Linked DNA regions of Homo sapiens: region 2 is linked to region 1. Evidence: read pairs that join two places in POLR2A ChIA-PET (ENCODE). Cell type or tissue: GM12878. All regions are shown on one strand.

Region 1 (8,000 bases):
GAAGATGGTAGCAGAGATGCCAGTGACGGAGCTTCTGGAAGGAGTCTGCATATCCAGATTAGATCGTTAGTATCCAGGATATGTTGGCTTCTTTTTTGGGATTCATCACTGTGCCATTGGAATTAGAACTGGAATTGGACATAACTGAAATATTCCATTCCTTTCATTCACCATCTTTATTAATGGGCCAGTATTGCAGAGATTTGGTCCACGTTATTTTCAGCATTTTTGCTACACCTGCATCTCAGGAGGCTTCTCTGGCCCCGCCTATAAACAAAATTATGATTAACACAATGAACTAACATGTCTTAGAGCTGGAGCTAACATCAATTGACTTTTATTATATTTACTAAATATTTACTGAGTACTCACCATGTGCCCAGCACTGTGCAAAGTTCCTCCGTTGGGAAAACAGAAGAGAATCGGCACAGAGCAGCTAGTTAAGCTGCTCATGGGAAGCGGACAGGAGAGGGGGCTGGGACTGAGGACTGTGGGGACAGGACACTGGTAGGAGGTTAGACAGGGACACAAAGCATGCACGAGAAGGAAACCAAGACTAGCTCCTTTTGGATGTCAGAAGGATTAGATGTGGATCCACCAGCAGCAGTTGAGTGTTCCCCTCTGAGGTTTGCTTTGTCTTGTACCAAAGGGTGTCCTGGAGACAGAAGCCCCTGGAGGAATCTGTTCTCAGAGCTCCTTTCTGCTCTGCTGTGGCTGGCCCTCTGCAACTGGCTGCTCCAGAGTAGTCAAGACTGCCTCCTCCTCAGCCCCAACACTCATATGTGCTCCCCTGGGGCTGCAGTGGAGGGTCCCACCCTCCACAGGGGAAGTCTGTGCTGTGAGGTGCAACAGGACACCTGGGTCCCAGTGACAGTGACTCACTGTGTGCCCTTGGGCAGTTTATTTCTTCTCTTTGGTTCCTTCCTCTTTCAGAATTGGAGCAGCTCCTTGTAGCTTTAAAGATTTGATGGTGGTTACTGCAGGCCTGCAATGTGTGCCTGTGTGTGTGTGTGTGTGTGAGTGTGTGTGTGTGTTAGACTTGCTGTTTAATAGGGTGCTAAGACAGCAGGTGGGCCGTCTTTCCCACCCCCCACCCCCACACGTGTGGCTCTCATTACTGTCAGAAGGCGTTAAGTCGGCCCCATGGAGATGAGAACAGACCCCTTAATTAGGCACCGTTCCCAGATCGCAGGAGGGACTGGCCTGGGCCTGGCTGCCCTGGCGTTGCGGGGAGCCCAGGCTGCAGGGCTGGAGGGGGCTGTGGGGGGCGGTTGCGGCCAGGGCATCTGAAGGACTCAGCAGGTTTACACTTCGCTGACCCGATGGATGAATGGGGCCCTGTCCACTCACATGGGAGCCTGGAATCTTCAATTATGGCAATTACATCAACAGGTCGGAAGGGCAGCACTTTCCACTGAAGAGGTTCAGTGCTTAAAAGAAAAATCCTAAAGCTACTATTTTTTATCTTTCTTTTTTTTTTTTTTTAAAGGGATTGGGTTGATAGAAGAAGACCCCCATCTCCAGTCTAATTGAGCCATGGGTAGGGAACAAAAGATGTGGCACGGATTTACGTAAGATCTGGCTGGCACGTGCTCACCCGCTTCTGGACTTTTGGCTTTTCTCTCGCTCAACTTTGTATTATAGTCCCTGCAGGTGCAGGTGTGTCACCCTCATCACCTTGCTGAGGACAGGATGTGGTACCTTCATCTGGGAATCCCCCTGACATGCAGAGCAGTAGATGGCAGTCTAGACAGTACTGAACCGGTATCAGAGGGTGCATTAGATCTTGGAGGAGTCGCTTTGTCTCTCAGGCCCTCAGTTTTCACCTCTGTGAAGTGGATATAAAGCTGTCTATCCATCCTCTTTCCTATGGTTTCAGAGACACCAGTTCCTGCTACGTACTCACTATACTAATTGGATCTTTTCTTCCTCTCGGCCACCCTGTTAGGTAGGTGAGACTGGCAATGTGGCCCCAGCACCAGCAGTATAATGTCACCTGGGGGTATGTTTGAAATGCAGAATCTCAGGCCCCATACCAGAGCTGCTGAATCAGTCTGAATCTTTCCAAGCTCCCCAGGAAATTCGTGTGCACATCGAGAAACACTTTGCTACACTGGAAATTTGCACACATTTAACCTAAGTTGAGTGAATGAGCGTCAGCCTGTCATATGCATGTCATCTGTTAAATGGGGATAGTAACAGTTGTCCTTTTCTATTGGAGGGATGCTTTGAGGATCAAGTAGTTTATAATTATAAAGGTATTTTATCCAGACACTGGCTAATTTATTCAACAAACTTTGCCGAATGGCTACAAGACAGGTTTGGGGTTTGCAAAATATATTCTCTCCTTAGAAATAATTTGAACTATTCTAGAAATCTGATGTTTAAAAGAGCTAAGTATAGTAAAACATGGCAAGTGCTGTCCAATAGCCACGCTTAAATTAGGGGATGATTAGAGAAAAAAACAAGTAACTGTGATTGTGAAGTTCAGGGCTGTGTAGGTTAAGGGAGGCTTCACTGAGGTGGTGGCACTGAGCTTATGTAGGAATGAATGAGGTAGAGAAGGTCCTTCTAGACAGAGAACAACATAAACAAAGGCTCTGAGGTATGGGGTGGAGGGATTGGGGTGGCTACTATTTCCAGGTGGCCTCATAACGTGACTAGTAAGTACAGACCTGAGAGGTCTTTGCTGCCTGCTTCGTTTATTTGGGGCTGATTGCCTGGGTCATTTTAGGTTTCAGTCCTGTGGTTGGAGCCGTCCGTCCAAAAGTCACTGCTGTGCTTACACTGCCAACCACCTAAGACTTTTGTTTGTTTGTTTGTTTTTATTCTTCATGTGCTCTGGTGGGGGAGGTTTACTGCCAGCAGCAATGTCCTACTTCCTAAGATTTTAACATCACTTCGAGTTAAGGAGGGGAAGTTGATTTCCAGGTAGGTCATTTTTTTTTTCAACCAGTTGGGAAGGCGAGTTGGCCCCTATAGGGACTGAGAAAATAAGAGATGGCCAGAGCCCTCGTCCAGCACCATCTGAGATCTGTCACTGCCTGCTCCCCTCTGGCTGCCTGAGCGTGTCCACAGCAGTGGTGGACACAGGCTTGGAGCATGTGGTGCTCAGCCAATGGGCAGACAACAGCAGTGGAGATGCCACTGAGGGCCCAGAGAAAAGGCACTTTGGTACATCTGGGAGAGGCCACTCCCTTCCTGAGCCAGCCAGGAGAGTGGGAGCTGTACCTCTTGAAAGCCATCATGATGTGGAGTCTCTGCCGGGTCACAGTGGGTGAGACCAAAAGTGAGGGTGGGTGGCACCCATAGGAGTACATGCAGAAGCAAAATCACTTCCTGGAATGGCTGTCTGAGCAGGCAGAGGGTGCAAACACAGCCCTGCACCTTAGGGAACCTTTAGTTGGATGTGAGGACTGTGCTCTCCCTTGCTTCTCCAGGCTGCGGAGGCATTGTGCTGCCTTCTTGCAATGCTGTAATGGTGAGGGAAGGGGACCCTGCACCTGGGGGTGTGGGAGGACAGCCTGAGGGTGGATGCTTAGTTCTGAGCTCCCAAACTAAAGCCAAGGACTTTGTCTTGCTTGTATTGGACAGCGCCCTTGGGTGCTGAGTTAATATTTTACCCAGCTTGCAAATAAGGGTTATCTGTTTGTCTCTGTAAAGGACACGGGGGCAAATGGCTTTCTGCACTACTGCTGTTGGTATGAGTGCTCATTCTCTTTGGGCAAAGGAAAGGAAAGAGATGGAGCCTTATCACTGCTCCTTTTTAGTTCATTGATGTAGGTGGCCAACTTTCTGAAAAATGGCCCCAGGGGACTGTGACCCTGGGTGGATCTTTACTCTGAACTTAGGAAGCAGCTTCATGCAGTAGAAATAACCTGAAGTTTGCAGTCAGCTAGGAGTGCATTCAAATTTCTCCACTTCCTAGTTGTGGTACTTAGGGAAGTACCTTCGCCTCTTAAAGCCTCAGTTTCCCCATCGGTACGGCAGGCATGAACTGCTCTCCTGGTTGGGTCGTGAGGTATGAAGGGGAGAGCGCAGTGGTATCTCCTGTGCTTGCTGGTTAGCTCTGAGTCTGGATGTGACACAGCTCTCAGTGGTCTAGAGATTGAGAATCGAAAAGCTTTCGGTTCATGAAAAACCATCTCAACGTCAGAGCTGGGGGCAAGCAGAGAAACCCAGGGTCAACCACTTCATCGGCCAGAAGAGGAAACTACACCTCGCCCTGCAGGTCCCCTGTGGCCACCACACCTGTCCTCAAACCTGCAAAAACACCACAGAATGGGGACTCCGGCACCCCCAGGCTTTCCGGACCTGTCCTCAGCATCCTCCTCCCCACCACCTGACCTGGCGCTTACTCTCCCAGCTCCATTTCGCCTTTGCTTTTGGACTTGGCCCTTGCTAGTTCCCAGCTCTGGCCTCAGGTCCACTCAGCAGTGACTCTGATCACATGCCCGGTGCCTTGCTGCTGGCTACCTCTGATGCACACACCCCGCATTGCAGTGGGGCCAGGACCTTAGTCCTTCAGAAGAAGGCTTTTCTCTCTCCCTTCTTCCCCTGGGTGATGTGTTGGTTTCTCTCCTTCCTCCCTCTCTCTCCTTTTTATTGCTTTTATAGTTATGGGGAGCAGTCTTTAAAGATTGTTGGTGAACACACCATACGCCTGCTTCATCAAGCAGTAGGTATCTGCCAGAAGAAAAAGGATGTCCTTGATGTGAAAAAATAAAAAAAGGGCTGTCAGCCCCTCCTTCGGTGGGCAGAGGGAAGACTCAGGCCAGCTCCTGATAGCAATGACTGAGTCCAGCTCCTCTAGACACTACGGAGTGTCTTGAAGAATTCATCTCCCTATCCCAGCCTTAGTTTCTTTTTTTTGTAAAATGGGGCAATCATGATTCCAATCCAGGCAACTTCATCGAGTTGCTGTTGGGACCACAGCAGGCACTGGATATGAAAACAATACATGGTAAAGCTACAAACCCCTGTGCACTCTACAGGGGTTGCTCATGGCCGTTTTCAGCTCCCTTCTGGGCTGAGGCCTGTCTATTTTCAACTGGATGGGTCTGAGTTGTGTGAAGTAGCTTCCTGTGAAGGCCCCTCAGTTTCCAGGACTGGAGAAGAACAGCAACTAGTTGCCTCTGATTCCCGCTCCCCAGCCCCTTCTCTCTGGACCGTGCCTTGTGGGCGGTGGGTGGTGGGGAGGCTCAAGGGATCCTCCAGCATCACTTTGCTGGGAGTGTGACTCTCCTGATGGCAAACACACCAGAACCGAGAGCCCCAACTCCCGGAATCCTCAGTTACAGGTGGCAGGGAGAGGTGGAGTCCAGGGAGAAGTGTGGGGCTTGCATGGGTGACATTGCATTCCTGGATAAGCAGGGAGAAAAGTCATAAAGGACAGCCATCCCTACTGTTCAGGTGTAACATGGCCACCAGTGGCACATGAATAAGGCATTTACATTCACCTCGAAGGTGCCAGGAGACTTGTCCAGACCTTCCTGAGGGAGCACAGCTCCAGTTTGGACATATTTACTAGTCTATTCATTTGTTCACAGATTTGTTTGACTATTTCTTCAGTCATGGCATATTTATCAAGTACTTACTATGTATCGGAGCCATGCTAAGGGTCCCGCATACATCTTGTCTTGTATTAGAATAGGTTAGGTAATGCTGTGGTAACAAACAACCTCAGAATCTCAGTGGCTGGAGGCAACAGGCATTTGTCTCTCACTGATGTTACATCCTCTGGACAGCTCTTCGGCAGAGGGATGTGCTGATGGCTGCCAATCCGAAGGGTGCTGTACCATCTGACGATGCCACCTTCTCAACACGGGAGCTGTTCTCTTTCCTGGCTGTTGCTGCGGCCAGGGAAGAGAGCACAGGAAATGTGCACCAACTCTGAAACGCTTCTGCCCGGAGGGGACACTCGTGACTTCTGCTCACATGTCATTGGCCAGAGGATGTCACATGGACATACCTAACTTCAAGCGGGACAGAGAAGTGTAATTCTTCCCTGGGATGGGAAAGGAAATATGGGAATGATGTGAACCCCACTAATCTCTATCCCATTGTAATCCCTACAACAAACTTGCCATGTGGTTATTATCCTGATTTGATACACGAAGAAACTGAGGATAAGCAACTCCTCCACACTCACACAGCTGGCAAGAGGGAGAGGTGGGATTTAACCTTGGGAAAGTCTGACTGCCAAGCTTTTGCTATTTCCTTGGTGTCGCCCTTTTCATGTTCACAAAATGGCTGTATCATAAGGCAGAAAAACTGCAGCTTATCAGTCAAAGAAGGATGGATAGCGTGTTGTGTAGTTTTAGAGGAGGAGAGATCACCTCCTGTTAGAGAAATCCGGGAAGACTTCACTGAGGTGGTAGCTCTTGCCTCTGGATCTTGAAGAATAGGACAGATTTGGACATTCAGAGATGCCAGTTCTTTCAATCTGTCAGTTATTCCTTCTGTGTGCAAGGTGGGTGGCTTCTGACGTCTGGAAAACCATTTGTAAAGTCCATTTAGTTCACGCTTTTAGTTTAGTCACACTCTTCCCTCACAAGAGAAGTCCTAGCGTGATGGTGAGAGGGAGGGGAAGTAGTTATGAACCGGGTTTCACCAAAGGAGCTTTCCTGGAAGAGGCCCTGGGGAGAAATCTGATGCAGTGGGTCGAATAAGAACGGGGTTTTCCTGCAGCTGTATTGCAGCCTTCATTCCTTTCTCCCTCCCTTCCTCTCCTCTTTCTTCTCCTTTCCCTTCCATTCCTGCGTCCCTCTCTCCGTCATTTCCTTAGTGCCTGCTGTCTGCCTGGGACAATGCTGAGTGCTGGGGCAGGGGAGGAGGCACACCCAGATTTTGGCTCCCTGGAACTCTCACACAGTTTAACGATGGGAGGGATAAGGTTGCAGGGCCCCAGAGCCCCAGTGTTTGCCTAGAAACTCAAGAAGAAACCTCCAGTGAGAGGCAGAGTGACCCATTGAGGGGTGTGGGTCACTTGAGGAAAAAAAAAAAAAGAAAAGAAGCCAGCCACACAGAGAACAGAGTCCCCACTGCCCTGTGGTCAGTGAGCACTGCTCCCTAGCTTGGGCCGGACAGCTGGCCCCTCTGGGCTCACTCAGGCCGACTGCACCTGGCCTTGCTCACAGCTGTGCTCCTCTGAGCTGGCCCACACCAGCCAGCAACCAGTTCTTGTCAATGCAGCTAGAGCAGACTGTGGCTGCCTCCCTGATTCTCCTCCACCTCTTCTCCCCAACCCAGGGAGAACTTGCAGTCTGGGGACAGAATCTGTACATCAGGGATGGTTTTGACAAACTAAGGAGGGAGAGGAGCTGGAAGACATCCTTGCACCCATGCTGAGGCTTGGCTGTACACGTTTCCCTTCCAGGATTCACAGGCTGCCAGCAAAGGGCTTAAGATTTCAGCTCTGCGGAAACTATGATCAAGTGCCTTTTTGGGGTCCAGGGATGAATGCACCCCTATTTAACTGTGTCTGTGTATCTTCTACCTTTAGATCCATTTTCCTATTCACAGGACCAGAGTATTTCAGCGCTAGGAGTGATCTCACAGGGTTTTTAGGCCAGTGGTTGCTAAACCTGATTGTCCTCCAGGAAGCCTTTAAAAATACACATTCCTAGGCTCTGAGCCCAGAAGTTCTGACTCCGTAGGTCTGGCCCTTGTCCCTTCCAGTTATTGATTCTGCAGGTCCCACGCTCAGAGGGGGTAGTCCCCCGGGGCCAAGGAAGCCGGGGGAGTGTGTCAGTCGCTTTTGCTTGGCGACCACCTTTCCTCGTGTGAATTTATTGTTCTCATTAAGGAGATGGGTCCCAAAACGTGCTGAGAGGACCAACACTTGTTTATTGTGCTCTGTGAGTATTTGTGGGCTCCCTGAATGCAGGTCTGGGTTTCCGTGCTGGCTCGGTTCCATTTCATCAAGGAGAAGGAGCCCTTCCCAGGGGCGGATGAGCATTGTTTTCAAGCCACGGTTGCCCTCCCAAGGCTTCCCTGGA
Region 2 (8,000 bases), 440 kb before region 1:
TGTTGGAGATCAAATTTCAACATGAGATTTGGAGGGGACAAATATCCAAACTCTATCACCTGCGGACCCATTATTTGCGACTAGCATCTGAAGTAGGGGTGGTCTTGCGGGACTGAGCCCTTTCACCTGTGGGTCTGATCCTGACTGGGTAGTTAGTGTGAGAACTGAATTGAGTCATCTGACATTCAGTTGGAATCTGGAGAATTGGTTCTTGGTGTGGAAGGAACCCACACACTTGGTGTCAGAAGTGCTGCAAGTAGAGAAACCATTTTCTTCTACTTCTTAGACGCCCATCTCCAGAAACAGCCATACTGAGGTTATGGCTTCAACATATGAGTTTTGGGGGGACACAAGCATTCAGTCCAAATATCATACGATCCAGCAATTGTGCTTCTTGGTATTTACCCAAAAGAATTAAAAACATATGTCCATACGAAAATCTACATATGGACGTTTTATTCGTAAATGGCAAAACTTCAAAGCAACCAAGATGTCCTTCAAGTAGATGAATGGATAAATAAACTGTGGTATATCCAGACAATGGAATCTTGTTGCACTAAAATAAAATGAGCTATCAAGCCATGAAAGGATGTAAAGAAATCTTAAATGCAATTACTAAGTGAGGGAAGCCAGTCTGAAAAGGCTACATACTGTACGAGTCAACCATATGATATTCTGCAGAAGGTAAAACCGTGGAGATAGTGAAAGCTGAGTGGCTGCCGGTGCTCAGTGGGGGAGGAGGGATGAAGAGGGGGAGCACAGTGGATTTTTTGGGCAGTGAAACGATTCTGTACAATCCTATAATGGTGGCTGTGTGTCATTATATATTTGTCAAAACTCACAGAATGTACAACACCAGGCCGGGTGCAGCAGCTCACGTCTGTAATCCCAGCACTTTGGGAGGCCAGGGCGGGCGGATCACAAGGTCAGGAGTTCTAGATCAGCCTGGCCAATATGGTGAAACCCCATCTCTACTAAAAATACTTAAATTAGCCAGGCATGGTGGCGGGTGCCTGTAGTCCCAACTACTCAGGAGGCTGAAGCAGGAGAATTGCTTGAACCCTGGAGGTGGAGGTTGCAGTGAGCCAAGATCATGCCACTGCACTCCAGCCTGGGCAACAGAGTGAGACTCTGTCTCAAAAAAAAAAAAAAAAAAAAGTACAACGCCAAGAGTGAATGTTAATGTAAACTATGAACTTTGGGTGATAATGATCAGTGGAGGCTCATTGAGCAAATGTACCATTGTGGTGGAGGATGTTGACAGCAGGTAAGGTTGTGCCTGTGGTGGGGGGCAGGTGGCACGTGGGAACTCTGTACTCTCCACTCAATTTTACTGTGAACCTAAAACTGCTCTAAAAAGTAAAGTGTATTTTTAAAGTGTCTATCTCCTTGGGTTTCCATGAGAGTTAAGTGATTTTATTCGCCCAGGCTGGAGTGCGGTGGCACGGTCTTGGCTCACTGCAACCTCCGCCTCCCGGGTTCAAGCGATTCTCCTGCCTCAGCCTCCCGAGTAGCTGGGATTATAGGTGCCCGCCACCCTGCCCAGCTAATTTTTTGTATCTTTAGTAGAGACGGGGTTTCACCATGTTAGCCAGGCTGGTCTTGAACTCCTGACCTCAGGTGATCTGCCTGCCGCGGCCTCCCAAAGTGCTGGGATTACAGGTGTGAGCCACTGCACCTGGCCTAAGTGATTTTATTTCTGTAGAATTGTTGGAAGAACACTCGGCACAGAGTGAGCATTCGATACATTTTAGCTAAAATTCAGTAAAATCAACACATATGCATAAACCAGAAGAGATTTTTTAAAATGCAAATGACAGCAGATTCTCCATCTGGCTGGAAGAGGCCAGGTATTTCCTATCCCAAACACAGAGAACCTGGCTCTGAGTGGAAAAAACACAAATTGTGATTTCCTTTGCTCTCACACCACAACAATCAACACGGAAGACTTCTGTGACCAAATGTGTGGGGGTTTCAAGCAACCAATTCTGCAGCTGATACCAGCTGGGTGTCCTCCAGTTCAGTTCTGACACTGTCTTTGGAGATCTCATCAGATTTCAGATTGGGGGTTAGTCTCCAAGGCTGCCCCCACTTCAGACAGTAGTCACAAGTCCAGGCCTCTGGAATTTCTGAGCAACTGGCTTCAAGTTGGGCAGAACCCTCTCTTTGGGTTTGATTAATATGCTGGAGTGGCTCACAGAACTCAGGGAAACCCTTATGTACATTTACCAGTTTACTGTATAGAACATTACAAAGGATACAGATGAAAAGATGCATGAGGCCGGGCGTGGTAGCTCACGCCTGTAATCCCAGCATTTTGAGAGGCCAAGGCGGGTGGATTACCTGAGGTCGGGAGTTCAAGACCAGCCTGGCCAACATGGTGAAACCCCGTCTCTACTAAAAACACAAAAATTAGCTGGGTGTGGTAGCGGGCACCTGTAATCCCAGCTACTCAGGAGGCTGAGGCAGGAGAATCGCTTGAACCCGGAAGGTGGAGGTTGCAGTGAGCTGAGATCACACCATTGCACCCCAGCCCGGGCAACGAGAGTAAAACTCTGTCTCAAAAAAAAAAAAAAAATGCCTGGGGTGAGGCCGGGTGGGGGCATGGAGATTCCATGCTGTCTCTGAGGGCCACCGTCCAACAGCCTCCATGTGTTCAGCTATCCGGAAACTCTCTGAGCCCTGTTTTCTTGGCCCTTAATGGAGGCTTCACTGGATGGGCATGACTGACAACTCTGTAGAAATGTGACTGGGTGAAAAGGGTATGACCTGATAGTCATAAGCTGAGTGGGGAAACCCCGCAAGGCCTGTGTGTTCAGATCCCTCGTGGCCTCCGTGCAGCACTCCTTCCCGCAAGGTACGGGGCAGGACCTCTTCTGAAACCAGGGTCTTGTGACCTACAGTCAAACAAGAGAGGCCAGAGAATTTCTTTATGACCAGCTCCGAGACAGAAATGTGGGGAAAGATTTCCACCTTGGGAAGAGAAAGGAAGGCAGGAGAAAGTCAGAGAGTGAGACCAGGCCTGGTGGCTCACACCTGCAATCCCAGCACTTTGGGAGGCCGAGACAATAGGACCACTTGAGACGAGGGGTTCGAGACCAGCCTGGGCAACTCAACAAAACTGCCTCTCTGCAGAAAATACAAAAAAATATTAGCCAGGCGTGGTGGCACACACCTGTAGTCCCAGCTACTCAGGAGGCTACCGCTGAGCCTGGGGAGGGCAAGGGGGCAGTGAGCCATGATTATGCCACTGCACTCCAGCCTGGAGAACAGAGTGAGACCCTGTCTCAAAAAAAAAAAAAAAAAAAAAGTCAGAGAGATTTTGTTTTCTGAGGCCTGCTTCTGAGGCCTAAAATGCCCCTATGTTACAGCAAAATACTGCAACAAGGGTTATGGGAGTTACGAACCAAGAACCATAGATGAAAACCTCTCTTTCTCTTTCTCCCTCTCAAATAATATCACAAATACTTAGGAACCGGTAAGCAAGGGATTCGATTCCAGATTTAAACCTGGAAATGAGTGACATTGCTTAAGGATAACGTGCAGAGTGAGAAGAGAATTAGGCCCAGGACTGGGTCTTATGATCCCCCAAATTTAATAGTCAGCTAAAGAAATAGGCAAAAGAAACTGAAAAGTGGTCAGAGAGGAATCAGAGAGTTTGGCATCTCAAAGCCAATAAGAGAGTGTTTCAGGAAGGAGGAAGTGGCTGGCTGCGCTTTGTGTTTTGCTGAGAAGTCAGAGCGAGCAGTGTTCCTCACGCAGCAGAGGTCCCTGGCCAACTTAACAAATCCAGCTCTGGCAGAGTGGGAGTGGAGGAGCCAGTGGAGGGAGCTGGCTGGAGGTGGCTGAGAAATGACTGAAAGTCAGGAATGAAGACAAGCAGTGTGAACAACTCATTCAAGACATTTGGAAAGGGAGCAAAAGATACACGAGCAACCAGAGGGGAACTTGGGAGCAACAAAGACATCAGTTTGTTTTGTGTTACGATGGGGATGGCTGGAATGTGTGTAGTTTAAACATCGATGAGAAAGGATGCTCCCTCCGTCAACACGAGGTGCAGATGTGGCACAGGAGGGTGAGGCAATTCTCACAGGAGATTTCTATTTTTTACTTTTGTAGGGATAGGGTCTTGCTATGTTGACCTGGCTGGTCTCAAACTCCTGGCCTCAAGTGATCCTCCTATCTTGGCCTCCCAAAGTGCTGGGATTGCAGGCATGAGCCACCCTGGCCAGACACCAACAGACTTCTATTTTCTTTCTTTCTTTTTTTTTTGAGACGGAGTCTCACTCTGTTGCCCAAGCTGGAGTGCACCGCTGCGATCTCGGCTCATTGCAACCTCTGCCTCCCAAGTTCAAGCAATTCTCTAGCCTCAGCCTTCCGAGTAGCTGGGATTGCAGGTGCCTGCCACCATGCCCAGCTAATTTTTTATTTTTAGGAGAGACGGGGTTTCACCATGTTGGCCAGGCTGGTCTTGAACTCCTGACGTCAGGTGATCCACCTGCCTTGGCTTCCCAAAGTGCTGGGATTACAGGCATGAGTTACCGCACCCAGTCTGAAACTTCTATTTTCTTTATGAAGTTGGGAATCAGATCATTTGCTAAGAGAGAGGAGAATCGGGTGCAGATTTGGAGATCTGAGCAGAATGGAGAAGGTTTGAAACTGTCCTTATGGAGAGGACAGCCATAGACTAAAACATAGAGAGGGATTTCTGGGTCTTTCTACATGCCACATTCCTTCTGCGAGTTCTTCCTTGCCTCTAATTTCACAGCTAGGATACTGAGGATCAGAGAGGGGAAGTGATTTGTTCAAAGTCACACAGCAAGTGAGTGTTGAAGCTTTGACTAGAAGTCAGCAGTTGAGGCCTTTGGGTGAGGACACCTCCACCCCAGGGTCAGCGGGTACTTTTGCAGGTGTCTTTTCTTCACTACATGCAAGATATCAGGTGTTTTTCAAAGCATGATCTCCTGGGTCCTATTAAATGATCTATCACCCCCTCACACAAAGCCTTACACATAGATTGACTCAAGCAATGTTGTTCCAGTGAATGAATGATTAGAAATCAGGTTGTCCTTCTGCCTCAGTCACTACCCTTCTTCCCATCTCACCTCGATTTCAGAATAAGCCAGGGGGAGGACAGAAATGCCGAATCCCCTTGGCATTTAAGGTAACAGACTTCAATTTCTGCAATATCTCCTTTCCTAAATCGGGACATGGATAACATAGTCATTTATATACACCACACCTTGTTCTGAAAAGGCTTTAGTACCTCTAGGGTATATCAATTGCTAAAAATAATAATAATAATGCATTTCTCTTTATTGTGGGTGTCCTAATACTCCACAGAACTGGAATTGGCTATTACAGACTCCACTAATTAATTCATGGTATATCCTCAGGGGCTTGGGAGCTCATTATGTAAATAAATGCAAAATAGATGGCAAATTAGAATTTCTACCCCACAAACTTGTCACATTACAAAGATAAAATCAGAAAAGAGTAATCACTATTTATCCACTCAACAGGCCAGTTGAGCTAATAAGTTTTTTTTGCAGTTACATAGACATAAACCTCATGTGAATGCCAATTAGAAGACTCAAACCTTGCTATGGCAGGACGAAGGCCCTTGACCATGGGATCTGCAATGACCAGAGATGCAGAGCGTAACAGACACAATAATACACATGTGGCAGTTGGGAGTCCTTCATCCTCGGCTTGGTTCCATCACTGTCTTTCATTCTTTTTTTTTTTTTTTTGAGACAGTCTCACTCTGTCACCCAGGCTGGAGTGCAGTGGCACAATCTTGACTGACTGCAACCTCCACCTCCCAGGTTCAAGGATTCTCCTGCCTCAGCCTCCCAATTAGCTGGGACTACAGGTGTGTGCCACCACACCAGGCTAATTTTTGTATCTCTCTTTTTTGCTGTTGTTGTTGTTGAGACGGAGTTTCAGTCTTGTCACCCAGGCTGGAGTGCAATGGCATGATCTCGACTCACCGCAGCCTCCGCCTCCCAGGTTCAAGCGATTCTCCTGCTTCAGCCTCCCGAGTAGCTGGGATTACAGGCATGCACCAGCACGCCTGGCTAATTTTGTATTTTTAGTAGAGACAAGGTTTCTCTACGTTGGTCAGGCTAGTCTCGAACTCCTGACCTCAGGTGATCCGCCCGCCTCGGCCTCCCAAAGTGCGGGGATTACAGGTGTGAGCTACCGCGCCCGGCCAATTTTTGTATCTCTAGTAGAGACAGGGTTTCACCATACTAGCCAGGCTGGTCTCGGAATCCTGACCTTAAGTGATCTGCCTGCCACAGCCTCCCAGAGTGCTGGGATTACAGGCGTGAGCCACCACACCCGACCCCGTCACTGTCTTTCTAAGCCACTTCTCTTCTTGATCTGCTTCTTGATGGACTAAACAAGTGCTCTCGCAGCCTTGACTCTGAGCTTTTGGAATCTAAACTATTTCTGGCTGTGGCCCAGGCCTTACACAGCTTTGGTGGCTCCCCAGGCAAAGCAACCACCTGCTTGTCCCGAAGGCAGTCAGCATATATTTGTGAGCAGGAAGAGCATGGTCATAACTGGTCAAATTACTCCCCTGTGACTGGCAAGGGCTTTGGATTTTGTCCTCACCGCTTCCTCCAGTGTTTGAAATTCTGACTGCTGCACTCTTTGCTGGGTAAACTAATGAGTGTATTTGGCTGGGTGGCATTCACTTTCTCCATCACTTTCTACAAGCAGAGCAGAACCTTACTCGGAAAAGCATTTCTAAGAAGCTTCATATCTAAGCCTGTCTATCGGCTGGGCTGGGGGATCGATCATATATGTGAAGATAAGGCAAAGACCACGAAGTAGCCCATGTGGGGGAAAAGAAAGTCTGCCTTCTGACTTGGGCTTCTATATTTCTTCTTCCATTTCCTGAGCCCTTTTTATGAGCATGGCACTGTGCCAGGGCTGGCAGCCAGTCCTGGCCTGGGTAAATGACAGCATGAGGAGGCTGGTAGGAAGGTAGGTGTGCTGTATCCTTGGTGGAAGGGCGATTAACCTCTGGGCTAAGCCTCAGGGTCAGGCCACCAGGCCCCAGGAAGGGAGCTGTGCCTCCAGAGCAGGCATGCATGTTCTGTCTGGAACACACGAGTATGCAAGTTGCCAGAAAGGTCCCTGGACTCTGTTGTTGTAGGTAGGTTCTTTGCTAGGCAATGGGAATTTAGAGATGGATAAAGCATGATCTCAGCCCTCAAGGAGCTCACAGTGGCTGCTCATTCATAGGCATTCCCTCTAAGCATGAGAAGTCCCAGTGGAGTGGCTAAAATCAAGTTTCTGGACATGTGGAAGTAAGGACCAAATTCTGAATGCTCTCTGGGCCAGAAAAATGCTGTTCTACCAGGAGGGCCTGAAAAAGGCAGCTGGACTTTACCCCTTCCCAGTGCAAACAGTGGACTCTATTGCAGTAACCACTATCCTCTCTAACTAGCACAGGTTTATTAGAATGTTAGAAAATCATTATTTCCTTTTATACTTAACTTGCTGTTGACAGTGACTCTGCACATATTCTCTGGCTGCAGCCCTGAACCAAGAGAGGAAACAGTAGCCTTCAGGCACCTCTCCAGGCTTTAAAATTATAAAATGTATCATATTTAGAGAAAAGTATGTGTACAATCTAAAGATTAAATAACGAGGCCGGGTGCAGTGGCTCACACCTGTCATCTCAGCACTTTGGGAGGCTGAGGTGGAAAGATGGCTTAAAATCAGGAGTTTGAGACCAGCCTGGGCACCTTAATGAGACCACCAGCTCTACACACACACACACACACACACACACACACACACAACAACAACAACAATAACAACAACAACAAAACCAAACTAACAAACAAAACCATAAAATAAAACTAGCAGAGTGCAGTGGCACACACCTGTAGTCCCAGCTACTCAGGAGGCTAAGGCGGGAAGAGCTCAAGAGGCAGCAGTGAGTTGTGATCACGCCACTGCACTCCAGCCTGGGCAACAGA

Evidence for each region. Peaks named below come from ENCODE experiments on the same cell type or tissue, not always from the same donor. Only the 100,000 strongest peaks of a DNase experiment are listed, where the experiment ranks them.
Region 2: POLR2A ChIA-PET joins it to region 1 with 10 read pairs; 2 of 35 experiments call an interaction of 5 or more read pairs at or near these places.

What each region holds. Positions count from the first base shown.
Region 1 is chr3:194,097,364-194,105,363 of GRCh38, reverse strand. All of the region lies in intron 4 of LOC102724877, which reads right to left. Among named protein-coding and RNA genes, the nearest start is that of LINC02028, 30 kb to the right of the region's middle. RefSeq lists enhancers at 1,156-1,245, 4,138-4,427. In GM12878, no CTCF peak of the experiment used is centred here; DNase peaks (open chromatin) are centred at 890, 2,793 and 4,143; H3K27me3 peaks cover 944 bases.
Region 2 is chr3:194,536,478-194,544,477 of GRCh38, reverse strand. No RefSeq gene overlaps it. Among named protein-coding and RNA genes, the nearest start is that of TMEM44-AS1, 44 kb to the left of the region's middle. RefSeq lists enhancers at 2,760-2,809, 7,164-7,458, 7,184-7,478 and a silencer at 7,184-7,478. In GM12878, no CTCF peak of the experiment used is centred here; no DNase peak of the experiment used is centred here.